Linked DNA regions of Homo sapiens: region 1 is linked to region 2. Evidence: chromatin loops called from intact Hi-C (ENCODE). Cell type or tissue: PC-3. All regions are shown on one strand. Each heading gives the region's core, and the rest is flanking DNA. Links, peaks and the distances in the headings are about the cores only. Region 1 has its middle 340 kb from the start of CDH5. Region 2 has its middle 91 kb from the start of LINC00922.

Region 1 (8,697 bases), core at 169-8,168, 360 kb before region 2:
TTGTGCCTGTCACACACTGCCTAAGAGAACCTGGCTGGGCGGCAAACGGGGGCTGAAATCCGGCCTACACTCTGCTCACCAAGCCATGTGTACTGTCCCAGGTCCCTTACAAATGGGCAAGTGTTGGCAGCTGCCCTGATCCTTGGCATAGCATCTGGCCCAGAAATAAATCCTCATTTTGTTTGCTTTTCTTATTAGCAAAATTAATATTTGAGGACCTGCTTGAACCCAAAGCCTCAGTATCCCCATCTGTAAAGTGTAGGAAGTAGGTTTGTTCATGTCTGCTATTCTCATGAACTTGGATCATCTGTGTGATTTTCGAATCTAGGAGATGAGGGCACAACCTTGAAATTGATTATGCATTTCTTCCCAAGCATATGCTCAAGCTGATTTGAGTCCTGAAGCCTGGCATGGGTGAGACTTCCTGGTTGCATGGGCCAATTTAATGGGTGGAAGCTTATTTCTCCACCCCAGGTTTGCCACCAGAGCCCCAAGTGAGGCACCTGGATGTGTCTTGGCAGCTAATGGAGACATAGGTCACTGTTTTGGTGAATTTCACCGAGGAACCAAGGATGCTATTATGAAGGACCCTCTGCCAGGCTTTTCTAAAGAGTCATGGGTAGGAGTGGGTAGAAAGGAGGATGGTCTCCTGTGTAGTGCAGAAGAACCACATCCAGCAAGGACTCCACCCCTTCAAAGAACCACTCTGTGAACTTGTAAAAATTCTTTTCCAGTCACTATCTTTCCTTTCCTCCTTCCTCTCATCACATAACTTTTCTCCAGTGAAACCTAGGCTTGAAGTGAGTTGAGGCAGAGTTTTCAGAACCTAAGCGACTCAGGCTGGAGGTTTTCAGGCACTTTCAAGCAGAATCTGGTCTGGCTGGCTGCCCAGTGCTCAGCCTGCCTCCAAGGCCCTGGCCTGAAGGCTGCTGGACCCTCACTGGGCTTGGGATTGAGTCCTCTGTTTGGTGAGTCATCTGCCAAAGAAGCACAATTAGTGAGAACTGCCTCTGGTGGAGCCAGCTGCATTTGCCCACCAGGGCCTGTTCCTGGGCCTCCTCCTCATTAGCCTTGACTTGGTCTCTGGTAGTAAGAGGAGCTGGCTCTTTGACGTTTGACACCTGCCTCTGGCCGTGAGTCCCAGAACCACCAAGCCTGGCTGTTCTCCGCCTTCCAAAGGCTAGGGCATGCAACCTGCTCCACTCTCTCCAGTGCGTTTTCCACTGCGATCTCCTATTCTCTATTTAACAGCTGCAGGTGTGTTCTGGCTTAACGCAGAGACTGACATCAGTCCACTCTATTGCTTCTCCAACCTCCTTTCCCCCAGGGCCCAGCAGAGTGGCAAATCAATGACTTAAAAGACTGATCCATTATGAATACTGAATAGTACCATATCTTTACTCCCTTCTCATATAATAGTATTATACATCCGTACCCCCTTGCCATATGACTTTGCAATATCTATAGGAAAGGTAGTGTACTTATCTCAGTCTCATTTCTCATTGACTTTGGACATGACCATGAAGCTTGTTTTAGCCAAGAAAATGCTAGTAGGTGTGGCAAAAGCAGGTTTTGTTTCTTTCTTTTTTTTTTTTTGGAAACAGGGTCTCACTCTGTCACCCAGGCTGGAGTGCAGTGGCACCGTCATGGCTCACTGCAGCCTTGACCTCCCAGGTTCAAATGATCTTCCCACCTTAGCCTCCCAAGTAGCTGGGACTACAGGTGTGAGCCACCACACCTGGTTAATTTTTGTATTGTTTTGTAGAGATGGTGTCTTGCTATGTTGCTTAGGCTGGTCTTGAACTCCTGGGCTCAAGAGATCCTCCCACGTTGGCCTCCCAAAGTGCTGGAATTACAGGATGAGCCACTGTGTCTGGCTTAATTGTATTTGTGGAGTTTTGCTCAGACTCTTGCAATTCTGCTATTTGCTATGAGAAGACAATGCCCGTATTTGCTGCTGGTCTTGGAGAGAGACATGGAGCACACCCAAACCTGCCCCACTTCCCCAAAGCCAGAACGGTAAATCTACAGACTTAAAAGCAATAAATGATGTTGCACCACTGAGAGTTTGGACTTGTTACATGGCAGTATTGGAGAAAAACATCTGCCTGTCATAGGCATCATCTGGGAGCTAGGGCTGTGTCATCTTTGTTTCTGGCTGTCTCAGATCTTAGGCATGTAGTAGAAATGCCAGAAACAATTTGCTGAATGGAAACAGGGACAGGGAGGGAGGGACTCTGGTGGACTTACTGTGTTTGGTTGACACTCTGCTCTCAGTCTGGGTCAGACTCCCACATTCAATCCATCACCAAGCCCAGTGGAATCTGCTGCCAAGATATAGCCCAGATTTGTGTGTGCAATCTCACAGTTGTAAGGTATTGAATCAAATTGTTATGCCACTCTACAAACAAAGTAAAAACACTTCTGTCCAGTCCATGGATCCTGAATGTGCCCTTCCTCTAAGCCCCTGACATTGGTTAAAACGTGAATGGGAGGATCCAGGAAGGCAGAATAGCAGTCAGCCTAATGGCATATCCTGTTCCTTGGAGAGCTCCTTTGGTCTGTTGAAATAGTTCAGATCTGACCAACAGAGCACTAGACTGAGAACTCAGGGTTTTGAGTTTGCATCCTGCTGCTAGTTTGACTTACTCTGTGACACTGAGTAGATCACTTTCTCCCCCAGTCCTTAGTTTTCCCATCTGCATAGTGGCTTTATCACTTACAAGCTGAGAAGGTAAGAATCTGAGAACAATTCACTAAACCTGTCCAAGTGTTAGTATCCTCATCTATAAAATGAAATACTGGCCAGGTGTGGTGGCTGACACCTGTAATCCCAGCACTTTGGGAGGCTGAGGCGGGTGGATCACTTGAGGCAAGGAGTTCAAGACCAGCCTGGTCAACATGATGAAACCCTGTCCCTACTAAAAATATGAAAATTAGCTGGGCGTGGTAGTATGTGCCTGGAGTCCCAGCTACCCGGGAGGCTAAGGCAGGAGAATCGCTTGAACCTGGCAGGGGGAGGTTGCGGTGAGACGAGTTCACACCACTGCACTCCAGCCTGGGCAACAAAAGCAAAACTCTCTCTCTCAAAAAAAAAAAAAAAAAAAAAAAAAAAAAAAAAAAAAAAAAAAAGAAATACTGCTGCTCATCTCTCCAGGTTAAACAAGGATGGAATAAAATGACAAATGCAGCCAATAGTTCGCTGCCTGGATGCACAGTCCAGTGGATGCTGCTGATAGTTTTTTGTTGTTGTTGTTTATTTCTGAGGCAGGGTCTCCTCTGTCATCCAGGCTGGAGTATGGTGGCATAATCATAGCACACTGCAGTGCCCAACTCCTGGGCTCAAGCCATCCTCTCATCTCAGCCTTTTGGCTAGCTGGGACCACAGGCATGCATCACCAAACCTGGCTAATTAAAACATTTTTTTTTTGTAGAGATGAGGTCTCACTATGTTATCCAGGTTGGTCTTGAACTGCTACCTCAAGCAGTCCTCTTGCCTCAGTCTTCTAAAGTGCTGGGGTTACAGGTGTGAGCCACTGCCCGCTACTGATAATTACTAACAACAATAGTAGATGGAAAATGACCGATTTCAAAGCAATGCCATAGATTAGCATGACCGTCTCCAGTGAAATAAACTTGCTTATAACTATCTTGAAGAAAAACAGAATAATTGATTCACATAACTTGAAACGTCAGGGGTTGAGCCAGGGCCTCATATACATTGTGATCTCTCTCACTTTCCTTCTCTATTTCCCTCTGCTTTCACCCCCAGTCCCTTCTTGCCTTTGCCTGGAGGATGCCCTTCATACCTTTATAGAATGTGATTGGCATGAACCCAAACCGAAATAGGACAGCTTTCCTTCCAAGCAATGATTCTGATTGGCTGCCCTTGGACCCATCACTGTTGCTGGAGGATGAAGAGCCACATGTGGCTGTGGCTGGATGTGAGCCTTGCACTGTAGCAAGCGTGTGTGGGGTGTGCTGTCCCCAACATTCTCTCCAGAACCCAGCAGCATGAGGGAGGTGTGGCTCTCTAAAGGAGACAGGCTGGGCTGCCCCTGAATGCTCTGCCTGACCTGCCTGGGACAGTGTGCAAAATCCTCAAGCCACTTGGTTCGTGGTAGATTTCATTTGGCAATTCAAGGTGGGGGGATATGCCCATAGACCTCTTTGCTGTAGGATGACTAGTATAGACTGTCAGGGGGATAGGAGGACCAGGTGGATTCAGCAGCAGTGATGTCTTAGATGATGAAAGGATTACACAGCAATTTGCATAAAAGCAGAATTGTCTGACATACACATGTGCAGAAAGCAGAGGCTGGATATTGTATAACATAATAAGCCAACTTGTGTTTACATGGCTGGGGAAGGCCTCATGCTTCTTTGTTTTTTATTGTGGTTGTTTTGTTTTGTTTTGTTTTAAGACAGAATGTCACTCTGTCGCATAGGCTAGAGTGCATTGGCATGATCTTGGCTCACTGCAACCTCTGCCTCCTGGGCTCAAGGGATTCTCCTGCCTCAGACTCCTGAGTAGCTGGGATTACAGGTGGCACACACCACCACACCTGGCTAATTCTTTTGTATTTTTAGTGGAGACAGGGTTTCACCATGTTGGCCAGGCTGGTCTTGAACCCCTGACCTCAGGTGATCCAGCTGCCTCAGCCTCTCAAAGTGCTGGAATTACAGGTGTGAACCACCATGCCCGGCCAGGGCTCATGCTTCTAAATGGAAACGGGTCAGCCAGCAGCGCATCCCTTGTCCCTGCTCTGTCTCCCATTGCCTTTCCCTATGAATCCTCTAGGTGGGGCCTCATCTCTGCCCCTTTAGACCTGGCTCTTCTTTTCTGGCATGCCACCTCTCTCTGCCTCCCTCCTGTCCATGTCCTATGGAGCTGCAGGCACAGCTGTTACTGCGTTCCCCTGTTTACAAGCCTCTGCGGATTCTTATTACCCATCAGAATAAAGTCTCAGAAACTTCATTATTTTCATATAAAATCCTTACTTTGCCCTCTTCTCCAGACCAGAATAAGCACATGTTGGAATATGATTCACCTGGATTTGAGTCTTGCTGCTTCTTTCATATGATTTTGAATTGGACATTCATCCTCTCTGGAGCTCAGTTTCTTGTAAAGTGCAGTTAAAATCTTTCTCTTCTCTCCCTCCTCCGTCTCTTTCCTCCTGCTCTCTTTTCATTCTCTTCCACTCTATCTCCCCCACTTTCCCTCTCTCTGCCATCTCCCTTATCTTCATTCCTTTCATTCTCCCCTCTCTTCTACTTTCTGTCACTTTCTCCACTTCTCTTTCTCCATTTCTCTCTCTCTCCTCCCTTCCTCTCTCCCTCCCCTGCACATATACTCTACAGTGATGTCTTGAGAATCAGGTGATAGCACAAATCAGAGCACCCAGAGAAGCAGAGGTGTAGATGGGAAACTCAGCATGTGCCTGTTGCCTAGTGTTCTCTGTTGCCTTGTACCTTTGTTGTGTAAAACAACATTTGTCTGGACTTAGCCCTAGGTGCCTGGTACAGAGCTTGTAAAACTCTTGGATTCCTTCCTTCCTTCCTTCCTTCTTTCCTTCCTTCCTTCCTTCCTTCCTTCCTTCCTTCCTTCCTTCCTTCCTTCCTTCCTTCTTTCTTTCTTTCTTTCTTTCTTTCTTTCTTTCTTTCTTTCTTTCTTTCTTTCTTTCTTTCTTTCTTTCTTTCTTTCTTTCTTTTTTGAGACAGAGTCTTGCCTGTCGGCAGACTGGAGTGCAGTGGTGCAATCTCAGCTCACTGCAACCTCTGCCTCCCAGGTTCAAGTGATTCCCCTGCCTCAGCCTCCTGAGTAGCTGGGACTACAGGCACATACCACCATGCCTGGCTAATTTTTTTGTATTTTTTAGTAGAGACAGGGTTTCACCATGTTGGCCAGGATGGTCTCAATATCCTGACCTCGTGATGGACCTGCCTCAGCCTACCAAAGTGCTGGGATTATAGGCATGAGCCACCGTGCCTGGCCAACTCTTGGATTTCTTTAGTGATAGGAGTATCTTTGTTACGCAGGATCCCCTTGGATCACACATGAGTTTATGCTGAGATGAGATGACTTGGGCTGGAGGCTGGTCACCAGGAAGACCAATCAGGTGGTTAGATTGGAGCTTGGAGCCAGCCTTACTTCCAGTAAGGTGAGGGAGGCTGGAGATTGAGTTATCAATCATGTCTATGTAATGAAACCCCAATAAAAACTGTAGACACTGAAGCTCAGTGGAGCTTCCTTGTTGGTGAATACACTGATGGGCCAGAGAGTGACAGGCCCTGATTCTACAGGGAGAAGGCACGGATGGATGGATGGATGGATGGATGGAGGGATGGATGGAGGGACGGATGGAGGGATGGATGGAGGTATGGATAGGTGGATGGATGGATGGATAGGTGGATGGATGGATGGATGGATTGGTGAATAGATGCATGGATGGATGGAGGGATGGATGGATAGGTGGATGGATAGGTGGATAGATGGATGGATAGGTGGATGGATGGATGGATAGGTGGATGGATGGATGGATGGATTGGTGAATAGATGCATGGATGGATGGATGGATGGATGGGTGAACAGATGAGTGAATGGATGGATGGATGGATGGATAGGTGGGCAGATAGATGGATGAGTGGGCAGATGGACAGGGAGAGGGCACGAAAGCTCTATATTCAAGACCTTCCTGGGTCTCACCTTGTTGTTTGGCTGGTCCTGATTTGTATCCTTTATAATAAAATTGTAGTAATAAGTATAGTGCTTTCCTGAGTTCTGTGAGCTATTTTAGTGAATTATCAAATCTGAAGGGAATACTAGGAGCCTTCACATTTGTAGCCAGTTGGTCAGAAGGGCAGGTGATGTGGGACCCCACTTGAGCTGGTGTCTGAGGTAAAGACAGTCTTGTGGAGGACTGAGCCCTTAGCTTCTGGGGTCTGCACTATGGGTGGTTAGTACCAGAACTGAATCACACTTCACGATTTTAGGGTGAAATAGAATAATCTTCCACTAGACTGCCCAGCTCTGGGCTCTACTCTTGTGACATCCCTTTCTGTCTGGATTGTTCCTCTGCTCCTTATTTGACCAGAAACTCTTATTCACCCTGCAAAACTCAGCCCAGATGCCCAGCTCTTAGAGGTTTTCCTTCTCAACTTCTTATTACGGAAAATTTCAAACATATGCAATTAGGGAGAATAATACAACCAACTCTCATACACTCATTGCCAGCTTCAACAAGCACCAACTTCCTGTTGTTCTTGTTTCATAATTTACCACCCCTACCCCCGAACTTTCAGAGACTCCTCATGGTCTCTGTAATGAGAACCAAGGTGCCTTCTGGGGTCAAGGAAGTGAAGACTAGGCCAAGGTCATCCTTCAGGGAGTGTGGCAGACCTGGGGTTTAGCTGCCTTGCATCAGTGACTTGTATGCAGAGGAAAATGAAATGAGAAATGCACTTACATAAAATCTGAATTGGCATGACAAGCAGATTTACAGAGAGAACTGCGTGTCGTTTGAAATAATAAGACCAGCATTGTTTAGAAGGCAGCAGATGGGAAAGAGCACACATCTTGTCAGCCAGAACTCGGGTTTATCTAACAGCCCTGTGTTAGTTCAGTTCACCAAATATGTCTCCATGGGTGAGGGGATAGGGTGGGCTTCACACCTACTCTGGAGGCTGGATATTAGCAAACAAGTGGTCATGAGCAGGGGAGTGAGGAAGGGTTGGGAGGAAGGGTGGGAAGGAAGGGGCTTCCAGGGGTTGCTGACATATCATCTCTCCTCTTAAAGATTTTTACTCTACCCTTTCTCTCTTCCTCCATCCCTTCCTCCCTCGGCTGCCTGTGGAGCTCTAGCCATGCCAAAGCCTGGGCTGGGAGGTGGTGATGGTGGTGGTTGTGATGATCATCATGATAAAGATGATAAGAATATGTAATAACAAGCACTTACATTGGCTTTAGCGCGTGGCAGGCACAGTTCCAAATGTTTCACATGTGCTCACTCATTTCATCTTACAAAAAACCTATCAAGGTCAATCGTTACATTATCTAACTTCCAGAGAAGAGACTGAGAAAGAGATGAAGTCACTTGCCCAGAGTAGCAGAGCTACTAGACATGCAGAGAGGAATAAGGCACATGGCTGCCAGCTTGCATGGGCTCCCACAGGCCAAATTTAGATCAATTTTTGAGTGTCAAACAGAACAATACTGTATTCATGAGTCTATGGTTGGTAATAGACTAGGGGAGAGAGAAAGAGAAAGAGAAAAAGGGAGAGAGAGAAGGGATGGGGGAGGAGAGGAACTCTTCTTTACAGAAAAATGCCAACTAATCAATGTAGACAGAATGAGAAAATTATCATTTTTCAACCTCCAGTGCAATAATATCTTCAAGCAAGGAGCATAAAGGATGCTGAAACTGTCAGGTGAAAGGTGCTGGGGAACAGTATATCCTTATGGTTTCAAAGCATCACCCCGCATGTTAACTAGAAATTACAAGGAAAAAAATGGACCTTTACCAGTGGTGAGACCTGACATTCACCATCTTAACTAAATGATCAAATGTAGCATCACCAAAAGTCAGGACATCTGACATTATGAGCTTTCTTCTATGATACAGTAATAAGTTGAAGACATCATCTACATGGTTTTCTCACTAAAAATGTTGCTCTGAATCTAATCACAAGGAAACAAGT
Region 2 (8,697 bases), core at 556-8,555:
TCTTTGAAGCTGTGATCTCGATAACAGCTGGGAGGAAATGATAAAGTGGCAACAAGGATGGAAATCAGATTTCCTGTTGAAGAAGTTGATAAAAACATTTCATTTTTCTAAACAAAGGGAGTTTGGGATTGACCTGATTTATTTCCAGCTTTCAAGGGCTCATTTTGGAATTTCCAGGTCCAGAATCTGAATCTGAATAACCCGAGGGTTCCTTTGTCCCAAAACTGGTCCCCTACTTTCCTAAGAGGCAAATGATGAGTTCCACAGAGCACTGAGGTTGCTTTAGATGTGCGTGGATTTGAAGCCTTCCCCTGCCCTCACCAGCTGAGCCGCTTCCCCTTCGGAACTTCAGTTTCCTTATTTTAAAAATGAGAATAACCAATTTCCACTTCACAGAGCTGGCATGAGCATTATGTGAGATACTGGGGATGAAAGTTTGGCCACCCCTACCTCTTTGACCCCCACAAACATTCTGTGTGTCCAGTTGGGACCCCCCCAGTTTAGATGTGAGGAAACAGGGGCCCCAAGAGATACAGCAACCTATCCAAAGTCACCCCAGAAAAGAGATTTGAAGTTCTGTGGGGGATGACAAGGGTTAGACTCATTTTCTTTGACTCTGTAACGTGGCACTTGGACCAGTGGATGGACACTGCATGGAAGCGGGTTTGAACTCAGTTCAAAGAGGAACTTTGTTGCAAATGGAGTCACACAAGCATTTGTGTGTGCAGGAATGCTATGGCTCAGATATGGTTTGTTTGTCGCCACCAAAACTCATGTAGAAATGTGATCCCTAGTGTGGTGGTGTTGGAAGGTGGGGCCTGGTGGGAGGTGTTTTGATCATGGGGTGTGGATTCCTCCTGAAGGGCTGAGTGCTGTTCTCATGGTATTGAGTTCATGCTGATGAGACTGGATTAGTTCTCTGGGAATGGACTAGCTCCCACGACAGTGGGTTATACAACAAGGATGCCCCTCAGATTTCTCCCCTTTGTGCATGGGTTTGTTCCCTTTTGACCCTCTCCACCATGTTGTGATGCAGCACGAAAGCCAGGAGCCATGGCCACGCCCTCGATCTTGTCAGCCTGCAGAACTATACGCTAAATAAACCTCTTTTCTTCGTAAATGATCCAGTCTCAAGTATTCTTTTATAGCCACACAAACAGATTAAGACAGGTAGTGAGCTCCTTATTATGAGGAGTATTCAAGTGGAGGCTGAAATCACCCGGTCAAAACCATGGTTGAGGCAACTGTTGTTGATAGTTGGGAGCATGGTGGGAGCAGAGTGGATGACCTTTAACTTATAGCCTGGCTCTGGGAGCCTACAGGGTCAAAAAAAAAACCAACAAACAAAAAAACCCACGTATTTTAGGAATACTGAAATAACCACAAGTGGTTTTTGTAGTTATTGATGGCCAACTTCTTAACATTGGATCCTTCACTTGGTAGCCAGGTGTCAGAATGAACTGGATCTCTGAGGGACTTCTTGGCCACATGTCTGGACTCAGCTTGGGCCAGCTGCATTTCTCAGAACATCTTGGACTGAATAATCTGAATCCTATCATGTTACCTGCGAAGATGCTGGCTTCTGCCAATTATGACACATCTCTATATTGGAGGCCAAGATGGACTCTACATGGCTTTCTGGAATATATCTGTTTTTTCTGCCAACAGAGAAACCTAAGGAGGTCTAATCTACCATCTCTCTGCAAAGATGACTAACAAAAATAAGCTCTCCAGAATCTACAAGGAACTTAAACAACTCAACAACAAAACACAAATAACCTCATTAAAAAGTGGGCAAAAGACAGGAACAGACCTTTATTCAAAAGAAGACATACAAGTCACCAACAAGCATATGAAAAAATGCTCGATATCACTAATAATCAGGGAAAAGCAAATTAAAACACAGTGAGATACCATCTTAAATCAGTCAGAATGGCTAGTATTAAGAAGTCAAAGAATAACAAATGTTGGTGAAGATGCAGAGAAAAGGAAACGCTTATACATTGTTGGTGGAAATGTAAATTAGCACAATTAGTAAAACTCTATGGAAAACGGTATCGAGATTTCTCAAAGAGCTAAACATAGAACTATCGTTTGATTCAGCAACTCCACTACTGGGTGTCTACCCAAAGGAAAAGAAATCATTATATTAAAAAGATACTTGCACTCATGTTTATCACAGCACTATTCACAATAGCAAAGATGTGAAATCAGTCTAAGTGTCCATCAACAGATGATTGGATAAAGAAAATGTGGTACACACACACACACACACAAAATGAAACACTATTCAGCCATAAAAGAATAAAATCATGTATTTTGCAATAACAGAGATGGACCTGGAGACCACTGTCTTAAGTGAAATAACTTAGGAAATCAAATACTACATGTTTTCACTTTAAACAATGTGTACACAGGAACATACATTGTGGAATAATGCACATTGGAGACTCAGAAGGGTGGGATGGGAATAAGGGATGAGAAATTACTTAATAGATACAATGTACACTATTTGGGTGATTGCTACACTAAAAGCCCAGACCTCACACTATTCAATATATCCATGTAAGAAACTGCAGTTTTACCCTCTAAATCTATACAAATTAAAACAAACAAATAAACCAATGAACTCTCCTCAGAAATGAAGCCTCCCTGATAGCCAAGCTGAAAGTCAGTTGGCAGGGTGTTGAGGTTGAAAGCACCATGTGATGAAGTGTGTTTGATGAAGTGTGTTTGATTTCAGATTCAATGTGTTTCTCTTTCCTGTCTCTCTCCCTCTGACTCCTACCCCCACTCAATACAAGTTGGTCTCACCTTAACTGCTTGGTCATCTAGCCTCTTCTTAAAGGACTAGGTAGTAAATATCTCCAGCTTTGTAGGCAACACAGTCTCTGTCACAACCACTCGACCCCGTTATGACAGCAACAAAACAGCCAGAGACAATATGTAAATAGTAGGTGTGGCTGTGTTCTGATAAAATTTTATTTACTAAGTGAGGCAGCAGGCTGGATTTGGGCTGCAGGCTTTAGTTTGTTGGCCCTTCATTTCTACTGGTCCTCAAAAAACCAAGGAAAAACAAACATCCCTTATGCTAACATTAGGTGCTGCGGGAGTCACAGGCTTTCTTCTCCAAGTGTGGTCCACAGAGCAGCAGCAACAGCCTCACCATAGCAAGGCCCATGGCACCTGTCAGAAATGCAGCATCTCAGCACCCCTCTTTTACTTCCTAAATCTACCTCTCTTCATCAGAATCCCATTAAAAAAAATTCAGATGATTCACATATACATGGAAATTTGAGAAATACTGAATTATAACAGAAGAGTCTTGGGGGGCAGTGATTAATATTTGTGTTTAAATATCGTGTGTGTTTTTTCTTGTTGCTATTGCCAGTTGGACAGTAGAGAAAGTGCTACAGAGGTTAAGGCCCCACAAAGAGATGGTCAGTGTAGAGAGGGTAATTGTAAAACTTTTTTTTTGGTAACTATTGTGATGATGGCTAATCGTTGCATAGTTTTTGACTTTTTCCAAAGTGGTTTAACAAAATCTCATGAGATTCTTACTGAGATTGGTCGAACCACTGTTTGACAGGTCAAACACTGTTCAGCTCCAGGGGTGCCTGGCACATGTGGCACCTCCAGGAGGACAGGTGCAGTGCACTGCTTGAGCAACTGTCCATGTCGGCCCTGCCTATTAGGCAGCGATCATTGCTACCTCAGGCTTTCTGATGTGGAAATGGAGGCCAGAAGCCACGAGCCTCCCTGACCTGCCATTCCTTTCCTCCCAGGTGTGCTGCTCACTGACTTTCTCCTATCAGGAAGGTTAGACTGGAAATGGCCTTCAGGTGCCCTGGGCTGGGGTCTTTGTGTCTCTCTGACCTGATAATCGCCATAGAGGTAGCTCTGTAGAGCACAGATGAGGCCCTGGGAGTTAGGCACAGCAAGTCTTGGCTTGCTTATCTCACAGTGGCCACTGAGGGGCCTAGTGACTCTGTGTGATGAACTTACTTACAGTTCTTAGCCTCTCCTTAGGGCCTCTTCTTGGAGGACAAAAGCATTGCTGATAAAAGCCCTCTGAACACTGTGGGTGTGTAAAGGGCGATGTATTTCTTTCTTTTAATTACCTGTGGCCACGCTTGCTGTCTTGGGTCAGCTTTAGAAGGCAGCCGCCTAACTCTTGTTTCTGTTCATCTCGATGTTAACAGCTTTACTATACCCTGAGTCTAGTAAATAGTCTAGTAAAGGCATTTCATGCCTTTTTTATCTTCCTAGGATGAGGAGTAATCCTCCCAGATCGTACAAGGAATAAGCCAAGTCTCCTCTGCTCAACCCAGGGCTGGCTGGTCCTTCTGGGAGAATTCTGCTTACAGCTGAGGGAAAAACAACTGGTCTGACTCTCTGAGACCTGGGCTACAGGCCAGCCCACCTACGGTGAACTGTGTGGCTGGATGCCTCGCTGTTCTTCTTGAGCCGCAGCCGCAGGTGGCCAAGATGAGCAATAGCTGGGCACGGTAATAATGTTCTAGAGCTGCTTTACCCCAGCTCACCAGGTGCCTGGGCCTGTGTGGGCTCTATCACTCGTACCTCCTTGACATTTACCATGAACCTAGAGCCATCCCACTTTACAGATTTCAAAACTGAGTTCCAGTGGTTCTGTCCTGAGCCCAAGGTCACACAGCAGCTAATGTATGAGCAGAGCTCCATGGGGCTCTCTGAGCCCAGGCCTGACCCTGTACCGACAGAAGAGGCCATTTAGCTGTGGGCTTTGCAGATGTGCTATGATCCTAAGAAACCAGGTGACTTTGGGAGAGGCAGATGCTTTGTTATTATGAGGGACCTGTTGAGCCGCTGCTGACTCACATTCCAAAGCTCACGCCCAGCACCCTGACTATTTGCTTAGGGTTTTGCTGTAGCTCTTGCCAAAGATGAGACCATAAAATCTCAAAGTGACAATGCCATTATTCAAGTATCCAAAGCCCTTCATGTTTCTTCAAATGCTCACTGGTGTTTGATGTCATTAAAATATATTGTTGATTAATATTTGAGCAGCTACGCATAGCTTGCATCTCACCCGGTCTCACATTTCTCATCCATTTGTGCTCCTGCAATGCCCAGATCTCCCTTCGGGTTTCTTTGTACCCTCCCTTCGTTCTTCCCCATCTAGTCTGCATACCCCCAGTTAAAGCTGACCCAAAGAGCTCCATGCAGTCTATGTAAACATCACCAGCAGCCCATATGGACAAAGATAAACAACCCAGCTCAGTCCCCTCCCATCCTGGCCCACCACTGTCTCTGGCTGCACCCTGGAGGGGTCCTCTGTGAGATAATCTTCCCCCAGGCCAACTTGCTACTTTCCTCTAGTTTGCATTCTGTCCACACGTGTTCTGTCAGGAAGACTCCTCACTATTTTATAAGGCAACTACTTGGCCAGCCCATGAGCTGGAGGCATCATTCCCAAATCTCTCGTTAGGCTACATTACATTTTGGTCACAAGAGGCGGTAACTCAGCTCCAGAATCCCTCCCTAAGCAACTTTGGCAGGTCTCCTAACCTCACTCAAACTCTGGATTTTTGTCTGTAAAAGAGGGTTATAGTAATACCTACCTTTAGGGAGCTACTATGAAGATTGAATATTATGATTTTTTTTTAAATAAAAAGTCTTCCCAAAGCTTGAGTGTAATTTTGATTTTTAATAATTTCAGAAGCACCCATGCTATACACTTAACAAAAACACATCATTTGAAAGTTGAAGTATTACCCTTTTCTAAAAATCTTTCGTTTTGTGCATTTATAAATCTTTCATTTTAATTTTTGTTTCACGCTGGGCACAGAGGCCCACGCCTGTAATCCCAGCACTTTGGGAGGCTGAGGTGGGTGGGTCACCTGAGGTCAGGAGTTTGAGACCAGCCTGACCGACATGGTGAAACCCCATCTCTATTAAAAACACACACACACACACACACAAATTGCCGGGTGTGGTGGCACGTGCCTGTAATGCCAACTACTTGGGAGACTGAGACAGGAGAATAGCTTGAGCCCGGGAGGCAGAAGTTGCAGTGAGCCAAGTTCGTGCCATTGAACTTCAGCCTGAGTGACAAGAGCGAAAATCCACCTCAAAAAATAAAAAAGAGTTCTTTTTGTTTCAGTCAATATTTGCTATGCTCAGTCAGAGGGGCTGAAAAAAATTTAAAGACTTGTTTTTTAAAATTCACAGAACCAAATCAATGTTAAAAAAAAAAGAAATATAATTTCAAATACTGTTTTTGTTTATTTATGGCATTTATCTCTCTGAAGTTATTAGAGCTTAAAGCTACACTGAGCCTAAGCAAGTGCTACATAAAGAAGTCTTCTCCTTTGATTTTTTATCACAGTAGCCATTATCTCATCATCATTTGATCAATGCAGTCATAAAGGAAGACCTTCTTCAACAGATATTAACTGCTATAGATCAAGAAACTCTATCCTGTTCCTGTCATTCCTCCCCTGCGACTGCCTTCTGTCTTCGCTCTGTCCCAAAGGGCCCTTCTTTAAGCTCTGGTGGTTGCTGTGCTATTATGGGATTGCATCCCTTGACAAGTGTCATTTTCTCATCCCCCTACTAGCTCACCCACTGAGATTTAGACTTTGGCAGGAAACCAGGGGTTGGGAATTGTTGGGGGAGGAGCAATACCACCGTGGCAGCACTACAGACACCTTGCACCCACATTCCACTTTGACCCTGGACTTCATTTTATCCCATCTACATCCTTCTCCACATCCCAGTCTGCCCTTGGCCCAACTCATCACCACCACCACTTAAAGGGCAAGTCTTCTTGGACCCACAGCTTTCATGTCCTTCCTGTGACCTAAACAACCCCTCCCCTCACACCCTTTTATGTTCCTTGTGCATTGCGGAACCTCCACTCCAATACAGAGTTCCCTCCAAAACATTGCTTCTCCAAGGGCACCTTGACCTCAGGATTGCCCTGATAGACTTTTCCTCTCTCCAGTCACCTCCACTCAGCAGGAAATCTCCAAGCCTCAGAATGTGTGGTCCTGTAGGATATCAGGGATGGAGGGAGAAGTTCAGGAGAAAGTTTCCTGCGGTGGCAACTAGGTTTATAGTTATTTCAGCTGCATGAGATGGGGTAGGAAATGACTGAGTTTGTTCTTGAATGTTGAATTTCAGGGATCTCTGTGAAATCCAGGAGGTAGTTGCCTACATGGGTCTGAGTCATCAAGAAGAATTCCAAGCGGGTGTTAAACACAAGTACCCTCAGTCTAGAGGGGCTGGAGGGGTGGCCTGGGAACACCATGCCATATGAGTGGGGCAGGAAGAGGACTGAGCCCAGGAGAGATGCAAGGAGTGCTTGCCTGGCAGTGGTCTGGAAGGGCAACATCACGGATTACAGAAGCCAAAGGGATCAGGGATTCAGTGCAGTTGCAAACAGGGGCTGATGCTGGAAAGATGCTAAGAAAAATAGGTGGATCTTAGAAGGCCAACAGTTACCCTGGGAAGGGAGTTTTAGGGGGATGGTGGCGATGGCAGGATTTTGAGGAGGGAGGAAGTAGGATGGTGACAATGACCAGCCATTTTAGCAAGAGGGGCCACAACAGGAAGGAGCAAAGGCTGTTGGTTGGAGAAGGAGAGATGTTAGAATAGTTTCCGCTGAAGGGGAGGATTGAGAGAAGCAGTAGTTTGTAGCGTTTTTAGCTCTGCCTACCTCTGAACATCTGATGAAACTCTGAGGGATCTACTCCTCTGTAAATATAACTCCCACATAGATTTTGCATTTTGTGGTGCAGGGTTCACAGACCCTCTGAAGCCCACCCATGGACCCCAGCAGATTTTTTTTTTTTTTTTTTTTTTTTTTGAGATGGAGTCTCGCTCTATCTCCCAGGCTGGAGTGTAGTGTAGTGGTGCGATCTCCCCTCACTGCCACCTCCGCTTCCCGGGTTAAAGCAATTCTCCTACCTCAGCCTCTCGAGTAGCTGGGATGACCTGCGCATGCCACCATACCCGGCTAATTTTTGGATTTTTTTTTTTTTTTTGAGACGGAGTCTCGCTCTGTCGCCCAGGCTGGAGTGCGGTGGCACGATCTCGGGTCACTGCAAGCTCCACCTCCCGGGTTCACGCCATTCTCCTGCTTCAGCCTCCCGAGTAGGTGGGACCACAGGCGCCCGCCACCACACCCGGCCGATTCTTTGCATTTTTTTTAGTAGAGACGGGGTTTCACCGTGTTAGGATGGTCTCAATCTCCTGACCTCGTGATCCGCCCGCCTTGGCCTCCCAAAGTGCCGGGATTACAGGCATGAGCCACTGCGCTCGGCCTGGATTGGGGTTTTGCCATGTTGGCCAGGCTGGTCTGGAACTTCTGACCTCAGGTGATCTGCCTGCCTCGGCCTCCCAAAGTGCTGGGATTACAGGCATGAGCCACTGTGCCTGGCACCTTTTCTGTCTTATTCAAGGTCCTTTACTTCCCTTACAAGGACTATCCCCATCTTAAGGTGGGGAAACTGAGGCAGAGGGGCAGGAATTTTGGGTAGCTTTGCTTAAGTTCCCTTCAGCAGAGGCAGACAGCCAACCGAGGCCTCCTGAGTCGCCTGGTCTAATTAGCCTCTAATTGAGTTCTCTCTCCTTCCTCTCAGGCGTCACAGTGACATTAAATTACAGGATTCAAACATATAATTTCCTAAACGTAAATGTGATTTATCTTAATAG

The links. Hi-C counts contacts between places; a loop is a spot of excess contacts. Peaks named below come from ENCODE experiments on the same cell type or tissue, not always from the same donor. Only the 100,000 strongest peaks of a DNase experiment are listed, where the experiment ranks them.
Region 1: a loop joins it to region 2, with 5 times the contacts of the local background. A loop is called at or near these places in 2 of 110 quality-filtered maps.

What each region holds. Positions count from the first base shown.
Region 1 is chr16:66,022,531-66,031,227 of GRCh38, reverse strand. No RefSeq gene overlaps it. Among named protein-coding and RNA genes, the nearest start is that of CDH5, 340 kb to the left of the region's middle. RefSeq lists an enhancer at 603-1,102. In PC-3, for the core only: a CTCF peak has its summit at 4,805; a DNase peak (open chromatin) is centred at 2,177.
Region 2 is chr16:65,662,497-65,671,193 of GRCh38, reverse strand. No RefSeq gene overlaps it. Among named protein-coding and RNA genes, the nearest start is that of LINC00922, 91 kb to the right of the region's middle. In PC-3, for the core only: a CTCF peak has its summit at 3,958; a DNase peak (open chromatin) is centred at 4,873; H3K27ac peaks cover 1,562 bases.